2 separate regions of the Homo sapiens genome follow, and region 2 is linked to region 1. The links are chromatin loops, found by intact Hi-C in ENCODE. Cell type or tissue: heart left ventricle. All regions are shown on one strand. Each heading gives the region's core, and the rest is flanking DNA. Links, peaks and the distances in the headings are about the cores only.

Evidence for each region. A loop is a pair of places that touch in the nucleus more often than their neighbours do. Peaks named below come from ENCODE experiments on the same cell type or tissue, not always from the same donor. Only the 100,000 strongest peaks of a DNase experiment are listed, where the experiment ranks them.
Region 2: a loop joins it to region 1, with 1.9 times the contacts of the local background. A loop is called at or near these places in 9 of 110 quality-filtered maps.

The regions. Positions count from the first base shown.
Region 1 is chr2:197,878,178-197,895,122 of GRCh38, forward strand. The region is part of intron 1 of PLCL1 (phospholipase C like 1 (inactive)); the gene reads left to right. Among named protein-coding and RNA genes, the nearest start is that of PLCL1, 82 kb to the left of the region's middle. RefSeq lists enhancers at 10,830-10,919, 11,180-11,229, 15,386-15,435, 15,476-15,535 and a silencer at 15,728-16,022. In heart left ventricle, for the core only: no CTCF peak of the experiment used is centred there; no DNase peak of the experiment used is centred there; H3K27ac peaks cover 2,691 bases.
Region 2 is chr2:197,946,308-197,963,252 of GRCh38, forward strand. All of the region lies in intron 1 of PLCL1 (phospholipase C like 1 (inactive)), which reads left to right. Among named protein-coding and RNA genes, the nearest start is that of PLCL1, 150 kb to the left of the region's middle. In heart left ventricle, for the core only: no CTCF peak of the experiment used is centred there; no DNase peak of the experiment used is centred there; H3K27ac peaks cover 1,369 bases.

The DNA of each region.
Region 1 (16,945 bases), core at 3,572-11,571:
ACTATGTTGCCTTGTCCTGCAAACAGACAATGAGAAATAACATTCTCCATGATTAGAGCTGTGCTTAGATCAGAAGTTTGGACATTCTGTTTATTTTTCTTTAGTTATCACACTTTGCTTGTACCACATCACAGATTGAATAATGAACAAAGCAAGGGTGGCCTGGTAGCAGCAAGCATTTGACTTGTTACTGAAAATGAGCTTACTGGACTTTGAATTGGTTACTTCATATCCCCAAGAACAATTTGCTTCCCCAAGAACAAAATGCTATGTACATTTTGCTTTTTGTTAAGAGCAAGGTCAACTGTGATTAAAGTCAGCCTATCTTTTGGAATATGAATGCATTTTAAATGGATTTCCATTTTCTAGGATACATAAGCAAGATATTCCTCAAGTCAATGGGGGATGAAAGTGCTCCAGAAATTATCTGTGATCCTGGATCTGTGGAAAACTGTGTGTGTGTGCATGTGTGTGTGTGTATACAAAGTTCATTGAACAAAGTATAATAGAAAAGTAGTGTCTACCTTAGGATCAAATTGAAGTTTCCACACCATTTTTTCACCCTCGTTTGACTAGGCTCTCACAGTGGTCTCCAAGATTGTGCATTATCAGGTTGGGGGAGGGAGAGTCAAGGAAATATTTTACTCTGTTCTTTTTCCATAGTTTCCCTGAGCTCTCAAACTGGCAGCCAGCTGGCTGAAGCCTGCCCACAGACATGTTTTATTTGGCCCATGCAGTGCTTTTACAATGTTTGTGCCAACATTTTAATAGGAAGATTTCACATATGGATCTGCATTTCTGCATTGTCTTGAGAAATCAGAAGACATGGGAATAACTGGCTGGAGCTGAGGGGCAGTTGTCTTCCTCCCGCTGGGGCACAGCTTCCTTCTGCAGTTCCTTCCATGACTTCATGTGCTCACACCCAGCCCAAGCAGTTATTTACCTGCTTGACTGCTGGAGGCAGTTTGAGATTGGCTTAAGGCTGCCTTTGAGATTGCCTTAGTCTTCTGATTAATAACCAGGTTTTGTATAAAGCTATCTTCTTGGTCCCAGAGAGCCTTATTACTTAATAATACATAGATATCTGACCATCAAATCTAATAATTTTCAGGTTCAAAGGATTTGGAATTTCTAATTTGGGCTTGAAGTTGGCAAGGAGTGCAAATAAAAGAGAACACAAATGCCTAAAATGCTTATCTGTCCTTACAAACATTCAATTTCTGTTGTGTATCAGAGCTGGTCTGAAGCTGTAATTACAGTAGTGCTGTAACTAACTTGTGCTTGCTGGTTCTGGAATTTGATGATAAAAAATGGATTTTTTTTGGCCTTAAGACAAAGAGTTGATTGATTAAAAAGGCATTATGGTATATGTAGACTTCTAGGATGTTATGATTTCTTTATGCTTTGGACAAAACCCTGAGGAAAATTTAATAGATTTGGGTTGTCTCTTTAATTTGTGAGGCTGTAAATTTCTAATTTTAAATGTTCAATTATTTTGGTCAGGATAAAGGGCTGTGCAAATTCAGATAGTCTTCCTTTCCAATTGTTCCAAACAACCCTTTCTGGTTATGGATAAATCTCCTTGCCAAAACTCATATTCAACTTGTTGGAGGGCTAGCCTTTATCTTTCTGCCTAAGGTCTTTGGAAGCCATTTTTAATCCCACTAAATTCTGCAGTTTGATTAAGATAGAGTGGCTGAAACAAGGTATTTAGTAATATCATGAATGTGAAGGTAATTAGTATTTAATGTCCAAAAGAGAAAAATAAAAGCTTGCCAGTGTGCTAACTTGGAACGATTATATTTCTTTCGAAACAATTTTGTTTTCACATACTGCTAGCCTAGCAATGAATTAGAATGCATAAAAGCTCAGGGGATTTGAATGTGGGAATGGATAAATGTTTTATAATGAGGTAGAGAATTATTGCCCAACCTTAGAAATAAAAGCTACATAAAATTATGAATGTCCAGATCAATAGCATTTTTTAATATTATAAATCACTTTTGGCAGTGCTTATGTATGAGCAGAGCAGTGATCTAATGATTATGAAATTAGATTTTTTTTCCCTCTCTCTCTTTTTCTCTTCTATTTTTTTCCTCATAGAGGCAGCCGAAGGACTTTGGGTAAACCACTATAACTTGCTACATTTCCCCAACAGTGAAATTTTTAGAAATATGTTTGAATGTTCTGAGTACAGACTATATTACTTCTGTGATTTTTTTAGGCTGACCAGAGGTGACATCTATTTTTATGTGAAAAGTAAAAATGAGATGATCTGAAAGAGTTAATTTTGATAACTGCTTTTTTACTTTTTAAGTAATTTTATTGTTTTACTTGTCTTCAGGTGTTCTAAGACACAATGGAAAACATAAGAAAAAATGAATTTCCTTTCCTGGACTATAAGGAAAAAGGCAATCTACTCCAAAAGAAATGAGAAGATGCTTCGTTAGGATTTTATCTAGCACATCTAGAGTCTAGAATGAACAACATTATGTATAGGAGAAAAGTGGAATATTTATAGTTTTTTGTTTTTTAAAGAGATGAAATCTCACTGAAGGTTCTTTATAAAGCTCCATTATGGGAAGAATCACCTGGACAGATGTTCAGAATAAAGTCATCATGGTCAAAAGCAAACATTTACCAATGCATGACAGTTTTTGTCTTCTTTTAGGCAGTTGCCTTACCTTTATTAGTGCCTGACAATTTGCTAGTTAGAATAAAACCATACCTTATGCTGGTTTATTGCTTTAAAATTATGCCCATCTGAAAATGTCTAAATGTGCAGAAATGTACCTTTTAAAGGTTAGTCAATGTGAATTTAGAGCTGTAGGGAATTTAGGTTGCTAGGGGACTCTGTGGTTCTCCTTCAGAATTGTTAAAAAATTCTCTGCCAGCCTGTGAGCTCCCTGAGGGCAGGCACTGTGCTCATCTCTGTAGTATCTCCTACTCCTAACACAGTTCTTGGCATGTAGTATATGCTCACTTTTCTTATCTAACTGACAAGTGAAGGGGTAATCAGCTGCTAGTGTTTCTGTTGCTAATATGTGACGGTTTCAGCACCTTGCGAGGCAAGTGTGCGACTTTGGGAGAAACAGAGGTTAACCAAACAATCTTGCAAATTAATGTAAAATTCCTGCTTCACTAATCAGATTTTTATCTCTGTTATAGGGGGACAGCCCTCTTAGTTTTGTGAGCAGAGCATAGTTTGTGAAAGAGCCCATGGTTTTCAGGCCCAGGTGGTGTTTCTTTTGAATTCTTAGGCATCTAGTTTGGACTAGCTTCATGGTTTTTGCCATATACTGCTCTGTATTGGAGCAGTCTGTCTGGAAGAAGGAACAGTGCTCTGTGTGTGTGTGTGTGTGAGCTAGTTTTTAGTATCCCCTCTGCTACTGCCCATGTGACCTTGGCAACTCACTTAACCTCTAGGCCTCAGAGTTATCATGCTAAGATTGGGATTTATAACTGCTATGGCCCCTTTAAACTTCAGTATGCTGTTTGAATGCATGTTTTAGTGCTTTTATTAGTCTGTATGTTCTTATGCAGCTTTTTGGTGTGTGTTTTAAAAAACTTTTTATTATAGATAACTTTGACCACACACAAAAGCAGACAGATCAGTAATATGAACCTGCAAGCATTCATCACCCAGCTCCAACAATCAATCCATCAACTCATGGCCAATTCTGCCCCATTCTGCCCCATCCTCTTACTCTCCTTATTATCTGGAAGCAAATCTTAGATACTTGTTATTTAATCTGTAAATATTTTGTATTTATATGTTTTCTCACCTCTCAGGCAGGCACCTAACATAGAACCTCGTATACATTAGGAAACAAGATGATGGTTTTGAATAAATGAATGAGAGTGGGTTGGGAAAGGTAAGAGATGAGGCACCTCACCCCCCACCCCAAATTATAAATATTTAAAACATTTTAAAAATTGTTAACCTATAGTTCCTCAGGGCAGTGGAGGGGGAGGAGCCAAGGCTTCCAGTTATTGGGAATCCTAATTTGGTGTGGAATATTAAAGGGCAACTTTATCTATTACATGTAATCACTGTATCACCAGGGAGCCCCAGCATGTTCCAAGAAGTTAAGGTACATGCCAAAGATAAGCAAAAAAAGGCATGCAACCCTATGGGTGCATCTTGAGGAAATATATTAGCATTAGGAGATAGCACAACCTAAAGGCCAAACTGTGTTCATCTAATTTAATGGGAATTTAAAAATTTATGGGAAGGACTTGACACTTGATGCTTCTCTTTATTTTATACTTTCTATTACCTGTTTTCTAAACATTTTTTATCCTTCACAATAGTCTCTTTTCCTTCTTTCTTTTCTTTTCATTATTTTCCCAACAATGCTAAAGCACTCAAGGGAGTTTTGTTGAGCACTGAATTATGTGTAATATATTTTAGCCAAAGTATGCATACTTACTTTGGATGTATTACTCCCAAATGTATAGGCAACATAGTCTGCATACCACAAATAAAATAAAAACAAGAATAAAAAATTCTAAGTAAAAAACTTTCCTTTATGCACTAAAAGTATTTGGTAAGACTGTTAAAAGCAGCATTATGTACAGTAAATATAAAACTGCAAATATATACTATATGTATACTTATAAGGTATAGCAAATATAAAACTTCAAATAATCTAAATATCCTTTAACAACAGAATGGATAAGTGGAATACTATGCACTAGTTAAAAATAATAAACTATGGCTACCTGCAACATTATGGACGTATTTTACAGACATAATGTTAAGTGAGAGATTATATGTTGCACTATTCCATTTACATCAGGTTCAAAAACAGGTGAAATCAATCTGTGGAATCAGAAGTCAGGATAATGGTTAACTTGATGGGGGAGTAGGTGATGACGGGACAGAGCTTGAGAGAGGATTCTAGACATTGCAGATGTTCTATATCTTGAGTTGGGTGGTGGCTACACAGTTGTGCTCATTTTGTAAAATTTTATCAAGCTGTTCATTTAAGATCTATGTACTTCACAGTATGTAATTATATTTAAATGAAAAAGTAAAAGGAAAAAATCCTTCCTTTTGATTACTTAGGAACACCTAAAGTTTAAACCTATTGTCAGCCTGACCATATAAAAAATAAGACTTGCCTTACTAATCAGATTTTCTCTGTTGTATGGGAGATAGACCTGGTAGACTGAGGAAGAAGTTATAGACACACGAAGTTTTTACTGTACAAAGTATTTGTTTCTCTGCCTCGTGGGATAATAATCATCAATAAACTGTGAAATGATTGTTACAATAAAGTACTAGTTGGATACATCAGTGTTGGCAGCTGTGGAAAACTTATTATTTTCCTACAGGGTGCATAATTAATGGGTCATGTAAGGGAAGGTCCTGACTCAGGGTTGGAGTATGTATTATACTTGCCAAAGGAGTATGACAAGAGGACTTCAGAATGAAGTTCAGCATATATTTAGTTGCAAGAGCAACTATACATATAAGTAGTATTTTAATACAATGGAAATAAACCTAGGGCTGAATTGATAGGTGAATACAGTAAAAAATGTATTGCCTTTAGAAAAGGGTAAAGGAAGTGATACTCACATGATATAAATAGTAACACTTTTAGATAGGAGATAATTCTTCCTTATATCAAGTTGAGTAGGACTATTTTGGGTATCATGTGCAGAACTTGTCCTAGATAGGATTTTGCTACTGGGAACATTTGGCTCTGGTGCCTTTTTTCTTCTCTTTGTTTTAAGTACAGAATGGTATCATATGAGAACAAAACACGAACTTTGGAGTTAGACTGCTATTAGTTCAAATCTTGTCTCTATCTTAAGTTGTTTGACTTTGGCAAGTAACTTCTCTGACACTAATTTTTTCATATTTAAAATGGGGGTTCTACCTAACTGGGATATTTAATAGATATATCAATCTATCTTTGTGTCAGGACTCAAAATAACTGTAAACACACAGTAATTTATTCCACTTAAAAGAAGTCCAGAGATAGACGGTCTAGCACCGGTACATCTGCTTCCTGAAATGACCAGCAACTTAGGCTCCATTTAAACTCTTCAATCTGCCATTCTCAGCACGAGTTCTATCCTCAAAGTGGATGTTGGAGCTCCAAGCCATCTTCCTCATTCCAGACAGCTGGAAGAAAGATGGGGCATAGGGCAAAAAGTTTAGCTCCCAGTTGAGTTCTCTCTCTTTTAGTTGTCCTAGAAGTCCTGTACAATACTTCCATTTTGTTTCTTATTGGCTAGAATTTAGCAATATAACCTCACGTAGCAACAGAAGGAGGCTGGGAAATGTAGTCTTTTAGCTGGAATAAAAATGGGGATTGGTTACTAAGGAAGAAGTGGAAAGTGATTTTGGCTGTCAGCCAGGAATCTCAGACACGATGTTCTCAACAAAACTCTTCATGGCCCCTCTCCTTAGCAAATTCTATCACTATCCACCAGATAGATAGCTCACTCTGAAAATTTGAGGTTCATTCACCAATCCTTTTTTCCCTTCATTCCCCATATGCAAATTAGCAGCAATCCCACAATTCTAAAATACATCCTGAAATCGGAACCCTCTATCACTACTATTAAATCCACAATTTAAATCACCATCATCTCTTATCTGGATTCTTTCAGTTACCTCCTGATTAATTCCCTGCTTCTTGTGTTGCTTTCCACAGATCACTGCCTGCATAGCAAACAGAATGATTTCCTAAAAAAAAAAAATTGAGACTGTATTGTTCCCTTGCTTAAAGCCCTCCAACAGCTTCCCATTGCAATAAAAATAAATGTCACCTTCTTATTTGGCCTATAAGGCCTGACGTGGTTTGGCTCCTGCCTCTGTAAACTCATCATCTACCCCTTGTCCCCAGGTTCTCATGCTCCAGCCACAGTGGCTACCTTCCTGTCCCGCGAATGTACCCAGTATATACTACCTCAGACTTTTGCTCTGGAACATTCGTTCTCATTTTTGCATGGCTAACCCTTTCTGAATTAGTCAGGGTTCTCCATAGAAAGATAATCAATTGGTTTTTTATATTTTTAAGGAGATTTTATTATGGAGAATTAGCATATGCAAATATGGAGACCACAATGTGCCATCTACAAGCTGGAGACCCAAGACAGCTGGTGGTGTAATTCAGTCTGAGTCCGAAGGCTGAGAGCCAGAGGAACTGATGGTGTGAATCCCAGTCTGAAGGCAAGGGAAGATGAAATGAGATTTCCCAGCTCAAGTGGTGAGACAAGAAACAGAGAAGGGGGGACAAATTCCTCTTTCTTCCATGTTTTGTTCTATTCAAAATGGATTGGCTGATGCCCACAGTGGGGAGGGCAATATGTTTTACCGAGTCCACTGATTCCAATGCTAATCTCATCCGGAAACCCTCACAAACACACCCAGAAACGATGTTTAATCTGGACATCCCATGCAAGGTCCCGTCAAGTTGACACAAAAATTAACCATCACACTTTCCCGCAGTTTGGGTTTCAGCTCAAACATTTTTCCCTCAGATAGGCCTTCTCTGACCATCTTTCTAACTTCATGTCCAAGACATCCTTTGTTTCGCTATCTAATTATATTTGATTCAGGGCTTGACATGTGCTTCCACCCTGCTCCTCTAAATAGACAAAAATTTTGGCCATGTGCTGAATTGACCACGGTGTGGAGGAAGACATATTCTCCTGCATCATCAGTGGGGAATGCATGCATTGGCTAAAAACCTCTTTAGAGGGCACTTGTACAGTATCCATTAGAACTAAAACTATAGCTTCATGAGGGAAAGAGACTATGGCCATAGTAGGAGTTCAGTAACTTGTTGAAAGAATGGTGAATTTGAAGATTAAATCACAGAGTATCTGATTCCAGTTCTTTTTAACTTCCTTTTTTTCTCCATAGCTTTCATCCCATATTTAAAATGTCCTCTGCTAAGATGCCAACACATATCCTTTAAAGTAAAATTCCTAGCTGGGAGCAGTGGCTCACGCCTGTAATCCCAGCATTTTGGGAGGCTGAGGCGGGCGGATCACTTGAGGTTAGGAGTTCAAGACCAGCTTGACCAATATGGTGAAACCTTGTCTCTACTAAAAATACAAAAATTAGCTGGGTGTGGTGGTACGTGCCTGTAGTCCCAGTTACTCAGGAGGCTGAGGCAGGAGAATTGCTTGAACCCGGGAGGTGGAGGTTGCAGTGAGCCGAGGTCACACCATTGCACTCCAGCCTGGGCAACAGAATGAGACTCTGTCTCAAAAAAAAAAAAAAAAAAAAAAAAAAAAAAAAAAAAAAAAAGTAAAATTCTTCAAATAGGTGCATCCCAGTTCCTGGGGGCAAGGCCTCAAAATAAACCTAGTGCATCTCCCTGGATTGTCAGTTTATTTGAAGGTTTGTGGAAAAAAAAATTATCAGATTGTCAGTTTATTTGAAGGTTTGTGGAAAAAAAAATTATCAGAAAGAGTATGGACATATTAAAAATGTGAGGGCCTTTCGATCTACTTTCTAGGTCCCTGGGGGAACAAGCTCAGTGTCTTTGACACTAAGGGCTATTTGATGAAGTTTGAAAAGCACCATTTAAAGGTCTTAGCTCTTGGGTGGATATTTGCATTTTGATAGAGAATTCTTCAATCCATCATAAAGTTTTCTTTTGAGGAATTATGCTTACTGGGTTTAGCTCGGGGCAGTAGGTGCTGGATCAATCAAAAGTCTTCCCGAAATGCTAGTGATAAAGCAATATCCAGGAAGCCTTAGGTTTTTATATTCTGTTATTCTCTTCAGTTTGCAAGCTGCTTTAACATACATTATTTTATCTAATTGGCTCCTCACATCAACCAAGTTGAGTATAGCCATGCAAAGAATTAAACACTTCAAACAATATTACATTTTAAAATAACTTAAATGTAATTCCCTAGAGACCTGCATCCTTAGTTCCATTCTCTAAAGGGGAATTTCTTGCGTATCTTTCCAGACATATTTTATTAAGCATATACCATCTCAGATCTTTGGGTGTGATCTCCATGTATATTTTTCATAGGCAAATGAGGAGTAAACTACAATATATTCTGCTTTTTAAAAAAAGCATACTGTTTTACATTGGAGTGTAGTGTTTTATTGTATGAAGTACCCCAAATTCAGTTAATTCTGAGGGAGGGGAGACATTTGAGTTGTCTTCAGTATTTTGCTGTAATAGCTGATGCTCTTAGGAACATCTTTTACAAGATGATCATTTTTTTCTTTGCTCACATAAATAAAATAAATAACAAATTCCAAGGAGAGGAATTGCTGTGTTTAAGGCTGTGTTTAGTTCTGCTAAATATTGTAAAATCGCCCTCAAAAAACTTTTAACACATGCACTCCCCACTGATGGTATATGAGAGTAACTTTTTCCTATACCATGGTCAATTCGGTATATGAAAAATTTTGATCTTATTTTAAAATATTGTTGATTTGTATAAATTTCAGAGGTACAAGCACAGTTATGTTACATGAATATATTGGTAATCGTGAAATCTGGGCTTTTAGTGTAGCCATCACCCATACTTTGTACCCATTAAGTAATTTCTCATGCCTCATTCCCTCCCACCATTCCGAGTCTCCAGTGTCTATTATTTCATACTCTATGTACAAGCACATGAACAATTTAAAAAGTTTTGTTAATAAGATAGGGAAAAGGCCTGGCTCAGTTGCTCATGCCTGTAATTCCAGCACTTTGGGAGGCTGAGGATCACTTGAGCTCAGGAGTTCGAGACCAGCCTGGGCAACATAGTGAGACCCTGTCTCTACCAAAAATTAAGTGCGGTGGTGTGTGGCTCTGGTCCCAGGTACTTGGGAGGCTGAAGTAGGGGGATTGTTTGAGCCTGGAAGGTTGAAGCTGCAGTGAGCTGTGATTGTGCCACTGGACTCTAGCCTGGGCGACAGTGAGACACTGTCTGAAAAAAAAAAAGGAAAAAATCTTATTTTTACTAGCGGTCATTTAATTGAGATTGAGCATTTTCCCCCCAAGTGTTTCAAAGCTATTAGCAATAATTTTTTTTGTGTGTAAACTCTCTGGTTGTATTTCTCACCTAACTTCATTGAATTGTTGGTCTTTTTCTTTTCTTTTTTTTAATTTGTAAAGATTCCTCATATGTTAAAGATAGGTAATTAACCCTTTCTGCCATATGTGTTTCAAATATTTGTTCCCAGTTAATTGTTATGGTGTTTATGAGCAACCGTCTACATTAAATTAGGTGAAAGTGGGCTTCATTAGAAACATTAAGGGCTTATGAACTGGCAGAACAGCATGGAGAGAGAGCAAGAAATTGAGAGAAAAGGTCAGAGGTTGAGTCATGGAGCTGGGGCTTTCTAGCTTTATGATCCTGGACAATCACTTAATGTCAGGAGACCTCAGTTTCCTCAACTATAGAGTGAGGATAATTACAATACTTCCTCATAGAGTCATAAAGATTTAGTGACATCATGCATGTTAAAGTGCTCTATACATAAGACTAAGTGAATATTAGTTTTTATTACTGAACTATCTTGCATATTGGAATACAATACTTCAGGAAATAGAAATTTCTGTCTTCAATTATTTTTTGAAAGACAAAACTAATTTTTATATTTCAGATGTTTTTCTGCTGTTAGCATATCTCATGATTCCTGCTGATTCCATAATTAAGGAAGACAAATTTCTTTCTAATATTGGAATTAGAAATAAAAGATATGATTATTAAATGCTAATGAGTAATAAAGGATTATATGATACTAGTATTGAAAAGTAAATTAATTATATTAAAATGATAAGGCTAAATCTTATTTCCTTTTTCAAAATGTCAGTGGAAAAATTTGCTAAAATGCAGTTCTTTTATTTGCAGTTTTTTTAGATCATAAAAATAGAATGTTTTCAGTTTTGTATATGTGTAAAGTGAATGTGTAGAATTAGAGCTTTAAAAATTTTTGATCTGGAAACAACCTAGACATCATCTAGCCCCGGGCTTGTTTTTACAGATGAGGAAGTGAGAAATTCCGAGAAGCATAGTGACTAGTGAGTCATGTGGCCATTGCAGAACAAAAGGGAAGAAATTTTCTGTCTCCTGTCTCCCAGTGTAGGGCCCCTTTCACTGTCCTATGTCATTTGGATGCATAGGTTGCATTTCTGCTACATGTTTGGGGTTTATGACACTAGCTATACTCCTTAAACTTGTTAAATGAACAGCCATGGTTTTCTAGCCTAGAGGGAAATAAGTTGTACTCAAACTCTGCTCTTTTGGAGATATGATTTTGAGCTGCTTTAACCAAAAAAAAACAGGCTTTAAAAGCTCTTCCTATACTTCTGCTTACACTGAGTTTTAATATTCTGTCAAACATTTTAAACTTTTTTCTCCGATTTACTTCAGGTTTTCATAGAGTAAGGACATTTTAGAAGAACCCAAGAAGCAAATATGTTCAAGTTTTTAGGCTACACCAACACACATTTTTTCTGTTGATATTCAAGCATAATATATATTTAAAGCATTCAAAGTTGATCCAAACTATAATAAAATCCTAGCATGGCTAGCAAATTTATTTCAGTTTTTTTTTCTTGCAAATCTTAGTTTTGTTTGTGTTTTAGGCTAAATGTTAAAATTAAGGAAATAAATACCAATAAATTGACATGTTCTTCCTGTGGTTGGTGTGATTTTAATTTTAATTTATTTTTCTTTAAGCTATCTTGAGTTCATGTAAAATATTAATTGAAATGAAAGTTGCTTGTAGGTTTCTTATATAGTATAAGAAAAAAGACTAGAGATATCCCTCCACCTCCCCATTCATCTTTCTTATAGCAGAAGCAGTGCCCCAATTTGGTGATAGTAAGAGAAGGTCATTGACATCAGCTTGCATACGCAGCTTTGGTATCATGCTAAATAGAATAAGACAGTATTTAATAAATTCATCTTGGACAGTGAACACTTTGAAAGGTGAGAGAAGAGCCAACAGGGAAGGTGAAATGAGTTTGGAAGCTGATTTTCACAACTGAAAAAATTGACAACAGATAGTTTCTTTATGCTGAAACTAATTGGTATTGTCAAAATTGAGCTATATCATTTCCACTGGAAGCCACAGTTCTTATTAGAAAAGTGTTATGAGATAAGATATTTAAGGCTATTTAAATATTCGTATGAATCCCAGACAGTAGGAGGAACAGTTGTGAGAGCCAGTTGCTAAGGACAACCCATTTCCTACTTTCTTCTTCTCCCTCTTAGCAGCAACACCAACCTTTGGATCACTGCCAACCTTTGGAAATCCCTGTCCTTGGAAGGAGAATAAATGAAGCCATCATTTACTGTAACAGCATTTATTCCCTAAGCATTTAAAATGGGAAAAGCTTTAAAATGTAAAAAAGATATACATGCTTATTATACAAAATTCAAATTAAGAAATAAAGAAGAGAATAAATGTTATTCATAAACCTACCACCCAGAGATAACCACCGTTAACATTTTGGTGTATATTCTCCAGGATCATTATAGACTTATGCTGCAATTGGCTTTTTTATTTTTTTGCTATATATATATATATATATACACACACACATATACGTATATATGCATATGTACGTATATATGTATACGTATGTATATATACATATATACACATATATATGTATATATGTATATATATATTTGCTATATATGTGTATATATACATATATGCATATATATATGCACGCATATATATGTGTATATATACATATATGCATATATATATGCACGCATATATATGTGTATCTATATATCCTGGGTATCCTTCCAATCAATAAATAATCAATGTCATTTTTAATGAATGCATATTCCACTGGATGGTTGTACTGTAATTAATTTAGGTAGATTCCAAAGGATAGAGTTTTAGGTTGCTTCAAAAGTTTTTTTTTTTTACTTAGTATAAGTAATGCTATAGTAAATCAGCAACTATTGAACACCTACTCTGTCAAGGATGTGCTAGGTGTTGGAGATACAGAGATACATAGCATGCATCTCCTACATTTAGGTACTGAAAGAGGAAACAGGCATGGAAACATGTAATTGCAATACTGTGTGAGGTGGACAACAACAGAGCCACATATAGGCCCATGTTCACACTAAGGATGGAGTGACCCCTTCTGTGTGGTTACACTGAGAAATTTGACCAAGGATGAGACAGTCTTAAAGCATAAGCAGTTGTTTCCCAAGAATCACCTGGGAGAGTGATTAAGATTGCTCCATCCCAGTTCTGTCTCCCAGAGAGCATGATTCAGAAGGTCAAGGGTGGGGCCTCAGGTGGTCCTGTTGTTGCAGGTGACCTGCTCTTGACACTTTGAGAAACAGACATTGGGCGTGTGAAGGGGCTAAGGTGGAATTGGAAAGGGGATTATTGCCAGATACTGGAGGAGCTTGACTGTCATACTGAGGGCTTTAGATTTTTTTTTTTTTTTTGATAGGTGAAGTCATTGAAGGTTTTGAATGTCATGATTAGAACTGTGTTTGAGATAAGCTAATCTGACAGGGAGAGTATTATGGAAATGTTTTCCCAGCTTCTTGTGCAGAGGTAATACATTTTTGTTTTGCTGGTTATTTTTATCAACAATAAATCAAACTAAGTGCTGGCCGGGCAGTGTTCAGTGCTTCCCAAACTTGAATGTGCTTATGAATTACCTGGAATCTTGTGAAAATATACATTCCTACTTGATAGTTCAGGGTTAGGATCTGAGATTCTGCCTTTCTAACAAGCTCCTAAATGATGTTGAGGGCCCTAATCTGTGCACTACACAGGAGTAGATGTGCCAAAGGAGGGTTTTTGATTAAATGAGAATTTCCACTTTATTCTTTACACGTGAGTGTGCTTTATGATCTTAAGACTTCAGGAAGCTCACTTTGCGATCTGTTATGGTAATATCCCTAACAAAGTTCTACTTCCGTTGACCCCTTTCTCTGTGCAAATAACATCCTGTTTACTCACGATTTACTATGTGAAAGCTTCAATGCAGAGCCAACCAATACATACATAACTCAGAGCCAATTTTCTAGTTAAGTCTTAAGTGTTTTCATAAAACTGAAAAATGCGGCTGGGTGCGGTGGCAGGTAAGGGAATAGGTGGAGAGAAAGGGAAGGGCCTAGGGAGGAGAACGTGAGAACTCCAAAGGAAACAGTAATGCTGTGCTTCCTAAACTGACTGTCTGATCCTAACTGACTGTCTGATTCCTAAACTGAGTGTCTGATCCTAAATTGAATGCCTGGTTTGGAGTCCAGTGTGTTTTCATCTCAGCATGCAAATTTAAACCCAAAGAAAGTTAGGTGCTTAAATGCTCTAGGGTAGCTGGGCTTTAAGTGGCTACTTATCATAGTGTTTATTTGAATGTTAGAGAAATAGCTTCAAGCAACAGAAGGCTTGACTTAGAGTGGTTTAAACAAATAGGGATTTAATGTTTTTGTATAATTAGAAGCTGGCGGTAGACAGATGTTTGTTTTGTTGTTCTTCTTTGTACCTTTGTACCTTTCACATATCTAATGAGTATTTATGTAATTAATAACTAAAACAATGTTTAAAGATTGTTTTTGGACCAGGTATGGTGGCTCACACCTGTAATCCCAGCACTTTGGGAGGCTGAGGTGGGCGGATCACGAGGTCAGGAGTTCGAGATCAGCCTGATCAACATGGTGAAACCCTGTCTCTACTAAAAATACAAAAATTAGCTGGGTGTGTGGTGGCACGCGCCTGTAGTCCCAGCTACTCAGGAGGCTGAGGCAGGAGAATCGCTTGAACCCGGGAGGGGAAGGTTGGAGTGAGCTGAGATCGCGCCACTGCACTCCAGCCTGGGCAAGAGACCATCTCAAAACAAAACAAAAAACAACAAAAAAACCTGAAAAACGCTTTTGAGTAGGAGGAACTTTCACAGAATAAGAGGTTTGAAGTTAGTTAACTGTATTGAGTTACAAAGCCACCATTGCTTATTTCTTGGTATAGTTGTTCCTTAATCAAATTTCTTAATCAGATATAACCAACAGATGAATTATAAAGCAGAATTTGGAATATCTGTAACTTTAGAGTACCTCTTTTGTCTGCCTTCACTACATATATACTGTCTCTTATTAGATTTGAACCTTTTTGCTTCAAAGTAGATTCTGTGTGTTGGCTAGAAAGCATAAATATCCTTTAGGGAAGAATACTTAAAAAACCAGTATCTTGTGTAGTGTTCTTGAGTAAATTCAGTGCCATAGTATATTTGTTGTCAGATTTGGGAGTGAGATAGGTGGCAACTAAATATATATACAGGGAGCATAATACATTCAAGGAGTATACAACTTTTACATTCCTATAGCACGTTAGGGTTTATTCAAAGTGAGGTCCTTCATTTGACCCTCAGAACAGTCATGTGAAATAGGCAGCACAGGCATCATTACAAATGTGACTTTACAAATGTGAGAAGGCTGAGGCTCAGAGAAGTGAAATGATTTGGCTAAGGTCAAAAGCAAGTCACAGTGAATGCCTGGTCTGGAGTCCGGTGTGTTTTCATCTCAGCATGCAAATTTAAACCCAAAGAAAGTTAGGTGCTTAAATGCTCTAGGGTAGCTGGGCTTTACGTGGCTACTTACCATAGTGTTTATTTGAATGTTAGAGAAATAGCTTCAAGCAACAGAAGGCTTGACTTAGAGTGGTTTAAACAAATAGGGATTTAATGTTTTTGTATAATTAGAAGCTGGAGGTAGGCAGTTGCTAGTGCTGATTCTGCTGTTCAGAGACCCAGGCTCTTTGACTTTTTGCTCTGCCGTTTTGCATATGTTGACTTTCGTTCTCAGGCTTGTCTCCTCCTACTTGCCAAGGTGGCTGCCCTAGCTCTGGGAGAAGGGTGATGGAGTGTGTGTGCAGTAAGGGGTGGGGGGTAGTGCCAGCCTCATCTGTCTCTCTTATCAGGAAAAGAAAAAGCTGCCCAGAAATTCCACCAGCTGACTTCTATTTAAGTCATATTGGCCAGAGAGTTGGTACATGTCATCTTGTCTATCCCCTGTCCATGCCCCGTTCCTGCCTTATGAAAAGGCAGGGAAAGTGAATATTTAGCTTTGTCAACCTTAAAAGTAGAGGCAGGCAAGGGAGACAGGTGGTTGACAATAGGTGTTGAGTGAGCCAGCCTACAGTGCCTGTCACAGTCTTACCGTAATTCTATTTGGAGCAAATAGCATTGGATAAACATTGAGTGCACATCCTCATAGTTTCCTGCCACTGATGAATTTTGTGATTATTGCTTCTGAGTGCTAGGCAGCTCTTTTCTGCTCACTTCTGGGGAAAGTCAAATTTAAAGAACTATAATTACATGGGAGAAGAGAAGGGGTGCTGGATTCTTAATAGTTCTTTGTCAGTATAACTAGCTCATTTTTTTTTGGGTGCAATAGTTACACATCTACCTTATCATCCTTTGTAAATGTTTATTTTATGCATGCATGTAAATTAGTTAAGAATTGGAATTAAACTGTGGCCGCTTGTCTTAAGAATGGTGTAGGATCAGCAAGCCTTGGATTGTGTGTGTTTGCCTAGAGCTGAGTGTTTTTATGAAGAAGCAAAAACCTATTCATGAGTGTATTTAAAGCTGCAGCCAAGTGACGATGTATATTCTGTTTCTCAGGTAAGTGAAATGTAAAGAGAAGTTTTGGAGTCAGATGGACTTGTGCTATAATCCTGGGTCACCTCCTGAACCATGGTCCCTCCTTTTCCAAGTGAGGATAGGGGATTCATGACATGGCACATGGCTGGCAGCACCACAGAGCTGGGCTAACTTCACTGTGTTTTAACTCTCTTTCTTTCTAGTTCTTTGTTTTCCATACAACACCATGGCTTGTTGAACTTGGAAGCTGTTTATCTATTTCCCTTGATAAAAAGGTTTAGTTTTTGTTTCTTACAGAAAGGGGAAGTAATTTAAAAGTGTTGGCCCAGTGGACTTCCCTTTTGATTAAATACACAGCAATTATGTTTAAT
Region 2 (16,945 bases), core at 5,095-13,094, 70 kb after region 1:
AAACAAAGTCGAGAGGGGAACAGAAACTGGGAAAAATAATGACAGTACATACGATAGACAAGAGTAAGTTTAATTACCAATCAGTTGGAAAATGGCAAACAGTCTAAAAGAAAACTACAAGAACAGGCTGTTTACAGAAAAAGAAGTGAAAAATGGCAAGCAAAGATAAGCAAAAGTCCTCATTATATTTTAAAGAAATTAAAAACAATTTTTTTTATTTATTGGAAATGAGGGTGCTAGTGGAAGTTAGAAAGATATATGAACAGATAACTAACATTTCCAGAGTTCTGGAATCAAGGGAGAATATACTCTGGGGGCAGGATTGTCTTGACCTTTGCCCTGAGTACCTGGCCTCCTCTCTACTTTCAAGATACTCTGTTGAGTAGAACGCTCCTGCAGGCTCCTTTCCTTGGAAAAATGCCTTGGCAGATTACCTGTGATTTAATGAGGCCTTCCAGCTGTGCATTAGTCACAGCTAGCAATTACTTCACATTCATATGAGCCAAGCATGTTCAACATTTAAAAAGCCTCTCTTCTGAAAGAGCCTGAATTGGCTGGTGTGTGGCCGTTTGGTTGGGTTTTGAGATTGCTTTCTGAGACCTTCTACTGCAGATCCCTGTGTACATCTTCCTCAGGGGCCCCCACTCTAGAGGAGAACAAAATAAAGCAAATCCTTAGGGCTTCTGGAGGAGAAGGGACTAGATGGGTTTGCTTATGGGTTCATTTACCCAGTAAATATTTATTGAGTGCTTACTGTGTATCAGATAGTATTCTGATCATTGGGCAAATAGGGGTGAACATACGTTTTCATGGAGCTTATCTTTTAGGGGAGTGAGGACAGATAATTTAAAAAATTAAGAATTTCAGATGACTGCTATGAAAAAGATGAAATCAGGTAATAAAGAGTAAAGGGTAGAGGTGCTTAGATAAATATATATATATATATATATATGTATATACACATTATGTATGAGCAAAATAGTGCTTCTCAAACTTTAGTGTACATCAGAGTTACTAGCAGGACTTATTAAAACACAGATTGTTTGGCCCTGTCCCCAGAGTTTCTAATTCAGTAGGGGCCTGGTGTGGGGCGTGGGAAACAAATTTTCAGGTGCCGCTGCTGCTGCTCTGGAGACACTTTGAGAACCACTGGAGCTGGGCAGAGGGTGATCCTGGAAAGCCTCTGCAAAGAGGTGATATTTGGTTAGAGACCTTAATGACGAGAAGCAACCATTCATGTGAAGATGAGCAGTGGTGGGGAATGTAGGCTGGGAATGTGCAAAGTAGAGAAGCTGTTTGTGGTTTGAAGAAAGCAAAAAGGCTCTGAGGCTGCAATGTAATGAATGGAGACAGTGGCAGCAGATAAAAGCAGAGAGGAAGATAGTCTGAAGATCTGCCATGCAGAGTGATTATCCTCTGCTCTGAGTGCACACTTAACAAAAACCTCCAACCATACTGGAGCCCACCCCAAGAGAGAGACTCAGATTTCATTAATCTGGGTGGCACTTAAGTATTTTTCAAAACTCCTGAGATGATTCTACTAAGCAGCAAAGGCTGAGAATGATGGATAGGGGTCCTTTGCAGCCATGGGAAGTTAAGATTTTATTTCAAGTGTCATGAAAACCATTGGGGAGTTTTAAGCAGTAGAGGACATAATTAGGGGGTAGTTTCTGGCTGCTGGTTGTAGAATGGATTTTGTAAGAGATTAAGAATGAGTGAGGAGAACAGTCAGAAAATGTCATAATTGTCCAGGTTAAAAGTGATGTTGGCTTATTTTATGTGATAGTGATGGGGATGATGAGAAATGAGAAACAGGATGGTAGATGGGATTTTGGGGGTAGAACAGAAAGGATTTGCTGATGGATGGGAGGATATGAGCAGTGAGAGAGTGAGTGAATTCAAAGATGGCTCCAAGGTAACCTTTTAACTGGTGAAAGGTGACACTGTTAACTAAGAACGCTGGAGTAGAAACAGGTTTATGGAGAAATGACAAAATTTTGTTTTGGATTTATTAACTCCAAGATGCCTTTTTGGAACAGTTAAGAACCAGGTTGTTTTTAGAGAAAGGGAGTGGGACTGAGGGTAGACAGTTGCCTTACTCCTTTGACAGGCTTGTGATAGCTAGCTGGGATAGGATTATTTTTTATGTGGACTTTATATGCATTTTGAAATATGTAAACTTTCCTGTAATGTGTGGCTTAATTTTTTTTTTTTGTTTTCACTCACTACCACCCATGGCAAATATTTGGCTTTCTAAAGGGGTAAATAGAATCAGAGTAGGAACTTTCTAGAGGTTTAAACCTGTGAGCATAGTGGAACATGGTAGGCACTCAGTGTATAGTTGTTGAATGAATGAATGCATGAACTCACTTTTATATATCAATCCCATTTAGCATTTTGATGAAAGATGTGGGTTCAGATCATATTGTATAGGGAACATCAAATATCCAGTGGTTAAAGATTATGTCTCAATTATTACCATAAAGTAACTGTAGAATGAATCCACTGAATCAAAAGGGGCAGAGGGTTTTGGTATAAACGGTGTTGTGTTCCTTGGGTTATCCTTGGTAAAGGGGCAGTAAATAGGATCTAAGACCCCTGTGGGTTTCTAGTCCCATGTCTCTGATCATATGTTTGCCCTTTGTCATGAGCCAGTATAATCTGTGTGATTTCAGCAAAATCAGCCCAAGTTTGGGATCTGCCTTCACAGAAAGTCCTCCTGCTTCTCTGCATGCCAGAGCCTGCCAGGGGGAATGTTCAGAGATCAGAGGCAAGAACTCCCATAAGCCAGCTTGGTGCTGTGTATGATAATCTAGTTGGGATCATACCTGATTATCTGAGATTTCACAGATGATGAACATCTGTCTATGAGTGCCTTTTCTGATAAACCAGAAGTCAGAATTTGTTTTTGGAGAATTTGTTAAGGAGAATCAATTCTACAACTAGGGAGATCAGAGAGGCTGCTGAGAACTGTTCCCAGACTATATTCAGATGCCCAGATTTGTGAATGAGCAGGTGGAATCTCTCCCTAGTCCAGGATGCTGTATCTGAAGGTTATGAAATGGACATCTGCACTCATTTGTCCTTATCAACCCCATCCAGGGACAAGTGATTCCACTTCAATCTTGTGTAATGGGGTAAAAAGTTAAACTCATGATCTTAACAGCTGTCACTCAAGTTCTTCTCAAGGAGGAAAAAACCCTATTTGTGAAAATACCTTGATAATTCACTTAGGGATACAAAAGGAAACCAGAGAACAAATCAGAAGCTAGACTCAGGGTAGCAGAGGAGAATGGCTAGGTTGATACCCTTACATAACAAGGGGAATTCATTGTTCTCTTTCTAAGGAGGTAAACAGAGGGAAAGGGGAGGAGAGAGAAACTTCAGGGTGAAGGGACCTGAGGAAATAACATAGTGGTAGGATGGCTGAAAACTAATTTAAGAAGGGAGATGTTCAATGTTCAGTTGGAAATTGTTTACTTTGCTGAAATGTAAACTCCCTTATGCTTCCCTTTAAATAATTTATAAAGTCTCTTATATTAATGGATGCATTGTGTGCGTGGGATTTATGAGTGGGGAACTCAAGAAAGTCTGAGCTTCATATCCAGTGTAATGGTGGAGAATAGAGAGGGCTATTGGAAGTGGGAGTTGAGATGACTTTGAGAATGCAAGTTCTGCCTCCACCTCCACCATTGCATGTACCTAGGGAATCCTCAGAAACTTGGGGCAGAGCTTTGGCAGAAGACTCCAAATCCAGGTCACATTTGCATTATAACATTTTGGATAGCAAAGACAATTTCTCTTGACAAAATTTAGGGTTCTCTCTCTGTTAAAGTGATTTGGCTCATCTTCAGCTTTGCTGGATGTTTCATTAAACCCGTGCTTCTGACTCAGGGGCCTCTCCACTGGCTGCTTCCAACTAGTAGAGTGTCCTTTGTTTGACTTTTCTCTGTTTTGGATCTTGTTCTCCTTCTCTTGCCCCTCTCAGCTTTGTGGGAGACCAGTTCTTCAGTTCCACAGCTGGGGGTCTCTCGTACCCCGTCCAGCACCTGAATTCAGCCAGACCTCTAATAACCAGGGAAGGGAGATCAGACATGACTAATATTCAGGGAAATTGTTTTCCTGAGCATAAGCATGGGTGGGGCATTTGTTTTTCAAAGACCATATATTGCATGATCAGATAGATTTAAACCAGAAAGGAATATGGTATATCAGGTAACTTTAAAAGGTCACCGAAGAGAGGAAGAAGCAATAGAAGATTCACTAGTAGCCGTATTGTAACTCCTAGAACCAGTGCCTTGAAAGTACTCTACATGACGAAAACGTCACAGTCAGCACACATGTTTTTGGAGGAAATATTTACAATTGCTAATATAATAGAATTAAAAAATATATTTTAATATTTTTACTGAGTCTATTTTGCTACTTCAGATTTTACTAAATCTAAGTAGGCAGAATTGTAAGATAGGAATGTGGTTTATATGTGGATATTAACCTTTTGACTTCACTAGAGCAGTTGCCTAATATTCTCCTATAATGAAGTTGTTTCCAGTAATAAAATTGCATTGCAAAAACTGCTTAGGTTATCTGAGGCCAGAATTAGACACCTAGAATAGCAGGAAAATAATTCTCGCCTGAGGGCTGCTTTAGACAGGAGAAGCATGGTTGTGAAATATTGTATTGTGTTCCCTTCTGTAGAAGTTGCTACTTAGGAGGCTGTTTGTGTTCTAGCTAAGAGTCTGGAGATGGGAATGATGGAACTAGTGGGCTAAGAAGGTCAGGGATACAATAGGTTACATGACTGGAATGGCTATAGAACTTATGGTCCATGATTAAGTTTGGTGGAGGTATAATTACAAAATGAACAAACATACATGTTTTCATGCCATACTTATCTCTGAAATAAAATTGCATGTAAGTACCTATAATGGTCTGCTATTGTCTGTGCAGCCCTTCCTCCAGCCTTTCTTCTGGCAACAGCACTCTCTTCCCTTTGGGAATGACTCGAGTGTCCAGTGGATACTGCCTTGTGCTTCACATGACCCTGCTCTTTCCCTGCTTCCATTTGCTGTCTTACCAGGGCCACAGTGGACTGTGCAGGTTGGGTACCTGAATTAAGCTGGCTCTTCCCCTGAAATTTTCAAGCGTATTAGAAAAGAGTCAGTTCCTTTGGCTGTGGAATTTATAAGAGGTGAAACCCAGGAGCTTCTGACAGCCAGGTTTGCTGCCAGAGGAGGAAGCCGGTCTGCAGTGAGAAGGTCAGACTGTGGAGAGAAGCATACCTCCTGTAGTTTGAGTGTTCAATCCCTTAATAACACAGGCTATTTTAGCATTCTTCTAATATATTTTAATTTTGCTTTAAAGTAATCTAATCTGGATTTCTGTCACTTTACAACAACAGAAATTCCAGCGAACACATAGGCACTGTCCATAGGAAGGACGTTTTATTAAAGACTAGAAGACTGTTGTCATCAAAATAATTCTGAGGTTTAAAACACTCTGAACTGGTTGCTTGTGGGACGTGACTGAGGAACATGAACTTGTGTTGGTAGAAATCCCATTGATTGATTGAGTGATTTATTGTCTTCTGATAAATATTTAATTGTTCACAAGGCCAGTCCAGAAACCTGGAGACTAATCTGTCTCTTTTGATTAGCAGGACAGTTGTCGAAACTCATTCTGTCTTTGTAATAAGCATTCGTGATTAATTTACCAGGACTGATAGGATCCTGTCACTGTGACCCCTAACTGAGCAAACAAGTCCTTTCTCAAACCTGAATGAGAACAGCCTGGGTGTTTACACTCAAGACTATTTATTGGCAACATAATTTAGCAGTGAAAGTTTTCTTTACAATCCTTCTATCCCGTGATAGCCTCTTTTCTTCTCTGTGGGATTCCCTGGTGTTCAAGAAAGTGCTCTTTCAGGAAGTCAAGGGACATTCTCTAGACTTTTAACTTTATTTATGTCCTATCTTAAACCTTCCCAGCCCTAAGTTAGTACCCTGCTAGTGATTAGTTCAAGAATGTGATAACCTGCTCTGTGCTGAAGTGAAATTCATCAATAATGGCCTATTTTGTTGGTCTTTTCAGTTAGCACTTGGCTTTTAATTCACCAGATGAGTTAGTTGTGGATTGAAGGTGCATAGCAAGAAGGAAAATTTTTTTGTGGAAGCAGCACCCAGGTGCCAGCAGTAAACGTCATTAAATTTATTGATGCTGAAATTCTTTTATTGGAGAGCCTGTCCATAACCATTCTTGGTAAGCAGTATTTTATCTCAAGTCTATTTTCTTGTGGGGATCCTACATCATTGCACTTGTGTGGATGAATCATGCCTAATATGGTTGGCAAATCTCTTCTTGAGTTGTAGTTCCCATAATTCTCACATGTTGTGGGAGGGACCCAGTGAGAGATAACTGAATTATGTTGGCGGTTTCCCCCATACTGTTCTTGTGGTAGTGAATAAGTCTCATGAGATCTGATGGTTTTGTAAGGGGTTTCCCCTTTCACTTGGCTCTCATTCTCTCTTGCCTGCTGCCATGTAAGGTATGCCTTTCACCTTCCGCCATGATTGTGAGGCCTCCCCAGCCATGTGGAACTGTGAGTTCATTAAACCTATTTTCCTTTATAAGTTACCCAGTCTTGGGTATGTTTTTATCAGCAGCATGAAAACGGACTAATACCATGCCTTCATGCACTGTAAGAATAGGCACTATTTGTAGAGAGCTGCCCTGTGCCAGATATAGCTGGTGCCTCCACACTGTATCTCATTGAATTCAATTTTGAGAACAATGTTATGAAGTAGGTATTGTTATCCTTAGAGATAACATACAGAGAAGTTAATCAGGTTGGCTGAGGTCATATGACTAATGCGGAGATGTAACTCGGGTTTGCTGACTCTGAAGCTTCTTTTGTCTATATAATTTCCAAAGTTTGGTTTTCCGTACCATTCTAATAAACCCAGAAGACACTTACCAGTGCTGCTTCCTTCAAACTGGACTCCTTGCCTATATGAGTTACCTTCTTACCTGCCTTTAGTTGTGGTGTGGGCAGTGGGTGCTGTGTTAATCCCAAGGGAACAGAAAACCTCTGGAAGCCCCCCATGGATCATGACTTAACCTAGCTGTGGAAGAGTCTTGATATCAACCAAGAATCACTAAATGATGATGCACAGGCTGAGTGCAAGTTGCTTGTCTGCCATTTTGCTCAGAGGTTAATTCCTCAGGGTAATTGGGAATTATTGCATGTTACCTTAGGGTGGTTGAGTTATTGATTGAGAACCTGTGATTCTGATTCCTAGAGGCATATTGGAGTTCAGGTCTGAAGGTTCTAAATGGACCACAATCATGCTCTTACTTATATATTAATATATCAGTAATGAACATCTCATCATTTACTCAATTTTAGAAGCATCTGGATTGAAAAATATATTGATATTCTCCTACCAAACTGAATTATATCTCAGACATCTAAGGATCAACATTTTTTCTATGTGTTTTTGTTATCTTTTCTAAGTGTTTTAAACAGTTCTTCGTGTATTCCAGAGTTTTTTTTTTTTCTAAAATATTGCTCTATTTTTGCTAGCTTCCTGAGTAGTCACCAATGCCACAGTAGAATAAATCTGCATGTATTTTTACTGGTCTACACCTTGGCAACAATACACATCTCCATGATGGGACAGAACTGAAATAATTTTGCCCTGTGTGTACATGGCTGTTTGTTTTTAAAAAATTTTCTGACTCAACTGTGACTGACTACATAATACTGGGACTGACATCCTATCATTTGGATACATGGATATTTAGAACTGAAAGCTCATGAGAGACAATATGGAGGGCAATAAACTGGCATGAAATGCCTTATGTTTTTCCATACCAGCTAAAGGCTCTTGATCCTCTTTTTCTCTTGGCCTTAGAATGAGGTGACTGAGTGAAGTGAAACGAAATGCAAGTTTCATTTCAACTTAAAAGCTGGAATTCTCAAATGCCAAATAATTGGAGATTTGCTTTCTGAGGTTTGATCACAAAACATTTTGTAAATAGCAGAAAACTGACCACACTTTATGTTGTTCACTGTGTTGGAATAGAATTTAAAGACAGGAAGGCCTGCAGAGAGCTTCAGGTTAGTTTCTCAGATGTCTTGCCTCCTGTTTCCTTCAAAATGATCAGGAGAGATTTTAATCTCTATGGTTTTTCAGCATCTGTGGTTTCTTTCATGAGCAAGCATCATAGTGGGTGTCAAGAATTATATGCTAATTTAGTATAATACGATGGCATCATGTAATGCGTGTGCACTTGAGAATAATAGTTTTGGAGGCGCTTCTTTGCTGAAGTATGATTATATTCAGAAACGACTAGCTTTGTAAGTGATAGTAGCTACTGACTTCTATGAATTTCACACTTAAGTTCATTAATGACAGGGACTGTTTTTGGTATTCTGGGATATGCACTATTTCTAACCATCTTTGTTCTTTCTCTACATGGCAGTTAGGAAAGAACCTCTGACAGAATCTAGGAACTAACAATCAGTGATAATTTTGATTTATTTTAATTTGGAGGCTAAAGTGTATTACAGGAAATTGTCTCTTCAAGAGGAAACATTTAAAAAGTATTTTAAGAATTTAAGAGGAAGCTATGTGGAGAATTATCATCCTGGAATTAGAAACAGTTTCTAATTCCAGAGGGCATGATATGTATTCATTTTCTAGGCGGTGTATATACCAGTTACTATCAGAATATGCTACATTTTAGGAACAGGTATCATTTCCATCAGTCTTTTCCTTCCCATTCCTATACGCTTTACCTTAGTTTAAGCATCTGTTACCACCACTCTTCTAGATAGTTGTAGGAGTCTCCTAGCTTTTCTCCTGGCTCTCAGTCTTTTCTTAATACAGCTTTGCAGACACTCATCAGATAGATCAAACCCAGATGGGATCAGGTAAAAGCCTTTGGTGGCTTCCTAGTGCCTACCAAATAAAACCCAAACACTGCAGCTTTGCAGTGATGGTCCTTGACAGTCTGGTGTGAGTCCAGCCTTGTTCCTATAACTCTAGCCAGAACTCTGTGTCCTGGTTGATTCAACTACTTTATTTTTATTTTTTATCTAATTTTTTTCTTTATTTCTTCTAAAAAAAAAAAAAGAAATGGGATACATGTGCAGAACATGCAGGTTTGTTACATAAGTATATGTGTACCATGGTGGTTTGCTGCTCCTATTGATCTTTCCTCCCCTTACTCCCCCATCCCCCATCAGGCCCTGGTGTGTGTTGTTCCCCTCTCTGTGTCCAAGTGTTCTCATTATTTAACTCCCACTTATGAGTGAGAACATGCAGTGTTTGGTTTTCTGTTCCTGTGTTAGTTTGCTGAGGATGATGGCTTCCAGCTTCATCCATGTGCCGGCAAAGGACATGATCTCATGCCATTTTATGGCTGCATAGTATTCCACGGTATATATGTACCACATTTTCTTTTTTTTCCTTTCCTTTTTTAAACTTTTTATTATTATTTTTTAATTTTACCCTAAGTTCTGGGATACATGTGCAGAATGTGCAGGTTTGTTACATAGGTATACATGTGCCATGGTGGTTTGCTGCACCTATCAACCCGTCATCTAGGTTTTAAGCCTCACATGCATTAGGTATTTGTCATAATGCTCTCCCTCCCCTTGCCCCCCATCCTCTGACAGGCCCCGGTGTGTGATGTTCCCCTCCCTGTGTCCATTTGTTCTCATTGTTCAGCTCCCACTTATGAATGAGAACATGTGGTGTTTGGTTTTCTGTTCCTGTGTTAGTTTGCTGAGAATGATAGCTTACAGCTTCATCCATGTCCCTGCAAAGGACATGAACTCATTCTTTTTTATGGCTGCATAGTATTCCATGGTGTATATGTGCCACATGTTCTTTATCCAGTTTATCATTGATGAATATTTGGGTTGGTTACAAGTCTATGCTTTGTAAATAGTGCTTCAGTAAACATATGTACCACATTTTCCACATTTTCTTTATCCAGTCAGTCATTGATGGGCATTTGGGTTGGTTCCATGTCTTTGCTGTTGTAAATAGTGCTGCAGTGAACATACATGTGCATGTGTCTTTATAGTACAATGATTTATGATCTTTTGGGTATATACCCAGTAATGGGATTACGGGGTCAAATGGTATTTCTAGTTCTAGATCCTTGAGGAATCGCCACATTTTCTTCCACAATGGTTGAACTAATTTACATTCCTACCAACAGCGTAAAAGCATTTCTATTTCTCCACAGCCTTGCCAGCATCTGCTGTTTCCTGACTTTTTAATAATCGCCATTCTGACTGGCATGAGGTGGTATATCATTGTGGTTTTGCTTTGAATTTCTCTGATGATCAGTGATGTCGAGCTTTTTTTCATATGTTTGTTGGCCATATAAATGTCTTCTTTTGAGAAGTGTCTGTTCATATCCTTTGACCACTTTTTGATGAGGTCGTTTGTTTTTTTCTTGTAAATTTGTTTAGTTCCTTGTAAATTCTGGATATTAGACCTTTGTCAGATGGGTAGATTGCAAAAATTTTCTCCCATTCTGTAGGTTGCCTGTTCACTCTGATGATAATTTTCTTTGCTATGCAGAAGCTCTTTAGTTCAATTATATCCCATTTATCAATTTTGGCTTCTGTTGCACTTGCTTTTGGTGTTTTTGTCATGAAGTCTTTACCCATGTCAACTACTTTCTTTACTTGGTTATTCTCTGTTTTTCCCTTCATAGGCATTTGCTTGTGCCACCTCTTTTGATATTGTTCTCCTTCTATCTTATAATCAAGTCAAGCCCAACTATTCAGGCCTTTTTAAAAGCTTTTAATTCCATACATTTTTTTCCAACTCACTTCCACTAGGAATTATCTTTTCTTTCTTTAACTCTGCTAGAGTACTGAAACTCACTTAAAGCACTGTGATTGTTCCTTTGTGTTATAATTATTTCTTGTGTGTAAGTTCTTTATGTTGTATCCTTCTACTAGATTATGACTTTTTGAGGCAGAGGCCATGTCTTTTGTTTTGTTTTCCTTTGGATAGTACCTTGCAGAGGGTTGACCTTTATAATTGCTAGTTGAATGGGCCAGTGGATGAAGGGTTTTAGTTCTGGTGAAATCTCTTTTTTTGTAGCTTCTTTATTCTTGCTTCTTTCTTTGTTTTAGAAGCCTCTCACTAGTATAAAGTTGGTGGATTTTGCATGATATTGGATACATGTAGATATGTTAGTCTGACCTTAGGCTGTTAAGTTGTGACCATTGGCATTCTAGTCTTGGATATAGTTGCCAGTTTGCTGATTCCCTCACATATTCTCAGACCATCTCATCTACAGGGAACAGCCTCCCGACTCGGAGCCTATTGGCCTCTGCTCAACCAGGATAATCCCTCCCAGAGAGCCCCTCATCCTGCTTCAAGCTCTAAATGGAGGAATGTTACTTTTTATGCCAAATGCCTTATTTTGCCCATGCCCTTCCTTATTTTCTTGAGCATATTCCTTCTATCCAAAGTTAAATTCTGTGATAATTGTTGGTTTCCATTATTTTTATTTTTTATCCTCAGTGATTTAATTTTATCATACAAGATCTATCAAATATTTTCCATGTTTTAAGTTGTCCTGAAGCAGATCCACGTTATTAATAGACTAATTTTAATCTTGACAAAATCAAATGCAAAGTGATCCCAAGTTTATTTCTGGTTCTAAATGATCAAAAAGACCATCATATTTCTGGCTTATCTCAATTTTCTCTCATGTGGCTTCCCTTGTCTAGTAGCTTTTATATTTGTATAGTTTCATTTTATTAGCTGATAACAACTCTTTGGTTAAGGGTTTGGTGGGATAAAAAGTTTACATATGAGTTAATTAGCCTTTTTTTTTGGTGAGGAAGAAAACTTAAATATTCTATGAATCCATATTATTTCTAGTTTCCTTTTGTACCAGGTCACCAAGTTATAAAGCAGGGGTGTCTAATCTTTTGGCTTCCCTGGTCCACATTAGAAGAAGAATTGTCTTGGACCACACATAAAATACACTAATATTAACCATAGCTTATGAGCTAAAAAAAAAGAATCGCAAAAAAAAACTCATCATATTTTAAGAAAGTTTACGAATTTGTGTTGGGCCGCATTCAAAGCTGTCCTGGACCACATGCAGCCACAGGCCATGGGTTAGACAAGTTTGCTCCAAACTAAACTATACACCTTATTCTAAAATTGCATTAAATGAAACACATGGCATCTAACCACATTGATCTTTGCTTTAGAAAGTATTTCAAAATCTTTCAAGTGGCACACTTCAAGATGTGACACTCTGATGGTCACTATAAATGTCAAGTTAGCATGATAGTGAAAATATGCCAGAACACTCATAGCAGGAGAGTTTAGTAATAATAGCTACTATTTATTACATGCCAACTATGTATGAATATTTACACCCTTACCTCATTCAATCCTCACACCACAGAGATAATGTGAGCTGTGAAATGTACTCTACTCTCAAGCACAGGAGCTATGTAACTTGTCCAAGGCCACTCACATATCTAGTAAGTGGTAGAGTTGAGCTTTAAATTCAGGCATTTTGGTTTCGGAATCTGTGCTCTTGTGCACTAATCTGTATTGCCTCTTAATTACTACAGGATTCTCAAACTTTGGCATGCATAAGGATCATCTTGGGGAGCTGCCAAGATATATCATCACTCACTCTACCAGGATTACTGTTCTAGTACAGTATACCGAAATATACTCTAGAAAGGGAATTAGAAAATTTTTGTGTGTGTGCCCCAAACTAGCTATGTGACTTCAGCCAAATCACTTGTATTCGTCAGGGTTCTCCAGAGAAACAGAACTAATATGATATGTGTATATACAGATATAGAGAGAAAGAGATTTATTATTAAGAATTGGCTCATGATTATGGATGTTGGTGAGTTCAAAATCTGTAGTGTTGACTGGCAGGCAGAGACCCAGGAGAACTGATGGTGCAGTTGATGTCTGAAATCAGTCTTCTCCAGAATTCCCTCTTGCTTGGGGATGCTGGTCTTTTTGTTCTATTCAGGTCTTCTACTGATTGGATAAGACCTACCCACATTGTGGACGGTGATCTGCTTTACCCCAAATTTGCAGACTTAAATGTGAATCCCATCCAAAAAATATTCACCAAGTTGACACATAAAATTATTCATCATTTGACTCAACCCCTCTGAGTTCCATAGATCAAATCTCATTGAGAAGATCACCAGGGATTGGGCCAGATGGTTATAACTACATAATAGATGCACCAAAGTGGTGACCAGTGGAACACACCCTGAAAAGTGATGACTTTAGTTTGGCTCATCTAGAGTTGTTTTTTTAAAGCAACCAGTGTTTAAAAAAATTGTTTGAATTACCAGAAGTTGCTAACAAGTTCTACATAAAAATCTGTATTTCTAGTTTCTTGGGAAAAAAAACAACAACAAACAAGTGATGATCTGGCAACACTGCATGACAACAGTGTAGCTGAGCCACAGATGCTACCTGTAGGAGTGGCTTGCAACCTCCCAAATGCCTACCACTCCTCCCATTTCATTCGCCTGGTTCATTGCACTTATTTCTGTGTGCTTCAGAGCTCTTGTAGGCGTTTAAGTTTTTAATCCTTGCCTCCATAGCTACTAAACATCTGTGGCACCTCCACCTCTCAATTATAAATGACAAAGAGAGAACTAGGATTTCTGTAACACAGTGAATGCCCGAGCTTGGGCTGGAAAACAGAGCTATCTCTTCATTGTGAGTGTGTGTGGTTTATCACCGTTCCCAGAGTTCCCTTCTCTGGGTTCCTCAGATCACTGCCTTCTTTCACATTAATAAAAAACATGCTTTTATATTCCTGCATACTTCTTTTTCATAGGAGGTGATAGAAATTGTGAGCTGCCTTCTTCAGAGTCACTGAGTGGGGTCACTAGATAAAAAGATGGAGGAACATTGATGTAAGAATAGAAGCTGCTAATTTTGCATGGAGTTGAGTTAGTTCATGAAGCAATTTCAAATGTAAGAATTACTTTCCTTTTAGCAAGGCTGGCTTTATAGGAAAACAGAATGATCAGTCTAATAGTAAGATTTCATTTTACATAGCCTCATTACTTCCCCACTTGTTCCCTGAATGCTCAAATTACTTCAACCAGGACAAATAGCAGTTCATATAGCAGAGATTGAGAGTAGCAACACATGGCTTAAATTGACAAAGGAACAAAATGGTGATATTAGAGCCATACTGCAAATACATTTTGGTGGGGGGACTAGGGAAAAGATGAAACCAAGGGACACTGTATAGTCTGAAAGCTGCAGAAGGGAAAAGTGTACAATAATGGAGAAGCTTAGAGGACCAAGATTTGCTTTACCATCTGTGCAGTATGACTGGCACAGCCACATCTTTTCTTTTCATGTTAAAATGTCTATGGCCGTTTTTGGGGGGACAAAACAGATACAAATTGTCATTAGGGAATTGAGAATTAATTCAATCAGCCATATGGTTTGCAAACAAGCTTTATTTTTCTGTGTTTAAAAAATGCATTTAAGATGTATAGCATTATTATGGTTTCTCTAGAAGTCATCCTTCATAAAAGTAATTCGGTAATGTTAGAATCTCTGTCAGTTTCTTGGCAAATAGTATTCGATTATAAATTTATGCTCCACAGGACACACAATTTTAGAAATGTTCTGGAATGTTTCCAAATTTTATTTTGGAACTTGGCATTTGGTTTCTCTTTAATAATCTCAATCAATAATGGTTTATACTAGTCATAAATGTATTAGCTTTAAATAGCTGCCATATTCCATTTCAGTAGAAATGCTTTTCCCTTTCCCATAGTGTGTATTTGAATATTCATTTTTGTGTGCAAAGTTTTTTCCTTGATACTTGGATTCCTGTGGATAAATTATTTGAAGGTCATTTGGGAAGGTGGAGAGAGAGAGAGAGAGAGAGAGAGAGAGCGAGCATGCATAGGTTTTAATGTCTAACATTAGATTTTTTGCTTGGGAGGTGTATGCTTGCCTCTAGATTTTTCATTCTTAGAACATTTTCTATTACTTTTTATTTCTATTAATTTTGAAGATATCAGGATCATTATTAACTCTAGCCAGTTGCTTATTTAAATTTTGAATAGATTTATAGCTTTTTTATTTTTAAATCTACTTAAGAGTTTATTTATATATCCCTTTTCCTTGAAATCATAGAAAGAGAACTATTATACTTAATACTAGTTTTGTGCTTCCTATGGTATCTTTTGGAATAACCTTAGTAAAGGACTGACTATAGCTGCTGGAGGATTGCTTATTATGCTTTTCTGCTAGGAACTGTAGTCTTATTAATATTTGGCTCAGACAAAATAAGCTTAGGTCCTAGGGCCATGGCAGTTAACGTCTTTTTTCTCCAACCAAATAATAGACTCTATGTGAGAGGTGGTTTTGGAAATGAAACTTTAGACCTTAGGGGTTGTTTTGATTTACAGGATAGGTGATAATGGTGCTTTCTCCTGGAACAAAGGATGAGATATTTCCTGCCTCTTCAACTGAGGTAAAGAATGGAAAGTAACAAGAAATATACTGTGTTTTAGAATATAAATAAATGGACTGGGAGGAAGGCTGTATCTGTTTGAAGTAGTTATTCTATTATAATTAGTAACAAAAATAATTTGTATTTGAGTAATATAAGTGATCAAGCTATCCTTGGAATGTATATGGCATAGTATACAGTAAAGTTGTTTTTAATGAGAGAAAAGTATATTGTAAAAGACTCTATGCCCTCAGAATAGCTTGCAGAGTTTGTTCATAACTCCTTTATCTTAACTCTTATCCTCCTTCTCCCTTTAAACATCTCTAAACACAAAAGGAATGATGGTACATGTATTAATAAGTCATTTAGGATGCCAATGTAGAGACCACCCAGCATACCTATGAGCAGACTGCTGATGCTCAGAGTCACCACTTGCAGTTTGGGACATTTAAAGTGGAGTAAAATATAAATGGCTTATCTGTGTGACCACTTGATTAACCACAGGTGGATTATCCTTAGTGACTTCAAAATTTATCGTTAGTTTTTCTCTTCAACTCAGAGTTCTTCTGGATCATCCATCACTGTGTGGTAACTAACGTAAACTAATTGAATTTCTTTTTAATTTTTAATTTTTGTGGGTACACAGTAGGTATATATATTTATGGGGTACTTGAGATATTTCGGTACAGGCACACATGCCTAATAATCACATCAGGGTAAGTGGAGCATCCATTTCCTCAATTATTTGCCCTTTCTTTGTGTTACAATGGTCCAATTATACTTTTAGTTATTATAAAATGTATAATACATTATTGTTCACTGTAGGCACTCTTTTGTGCTATCAAATACTAAGCCTTATTCATTCTAAGTATGATTTTGTACCCATTAATCATCCCCACTCCCCATTCCCCCATTACCTTTCCCAGCCTCTAGTAATTATCTTTCTACTATCTCCATGGGTTTGTTTTTATTTTTAGCTTCCACAAATAAGTGAGAACATGCAAAATTTGTCATTCTGTGCCTGACTTAACATAATGCCCTCCAGTTCTGCCTATGTTTTTGCAAGTGGAAGGATATCATTCTTTTTTATGACTGAATAGTACTTGATTGTGTATATGCACCACATTTTCTTTATCCATTTGTCTCTTGATGGACACTTATGTTGTTTCCAAATATAGGCTATTGTGAACAGTGTTGCAGCGAACATGGGAGTACAGATATCTCTTTGATATACTGATTTCCTTTCTTCTGAGTATACACCTAGCAGTAGGATTGCTGGATCATATGTTAGCTCTATTTTTAGTTTTTTGAGGAACCTCCAAACCGTTCTCCATAGTGGTTGTACTAATTTACAACCACTATGGATTGTACCACCTATGGATGAAGGTTCCCTTTTCTTCACATCCTTGTCAGCATTTGTTAT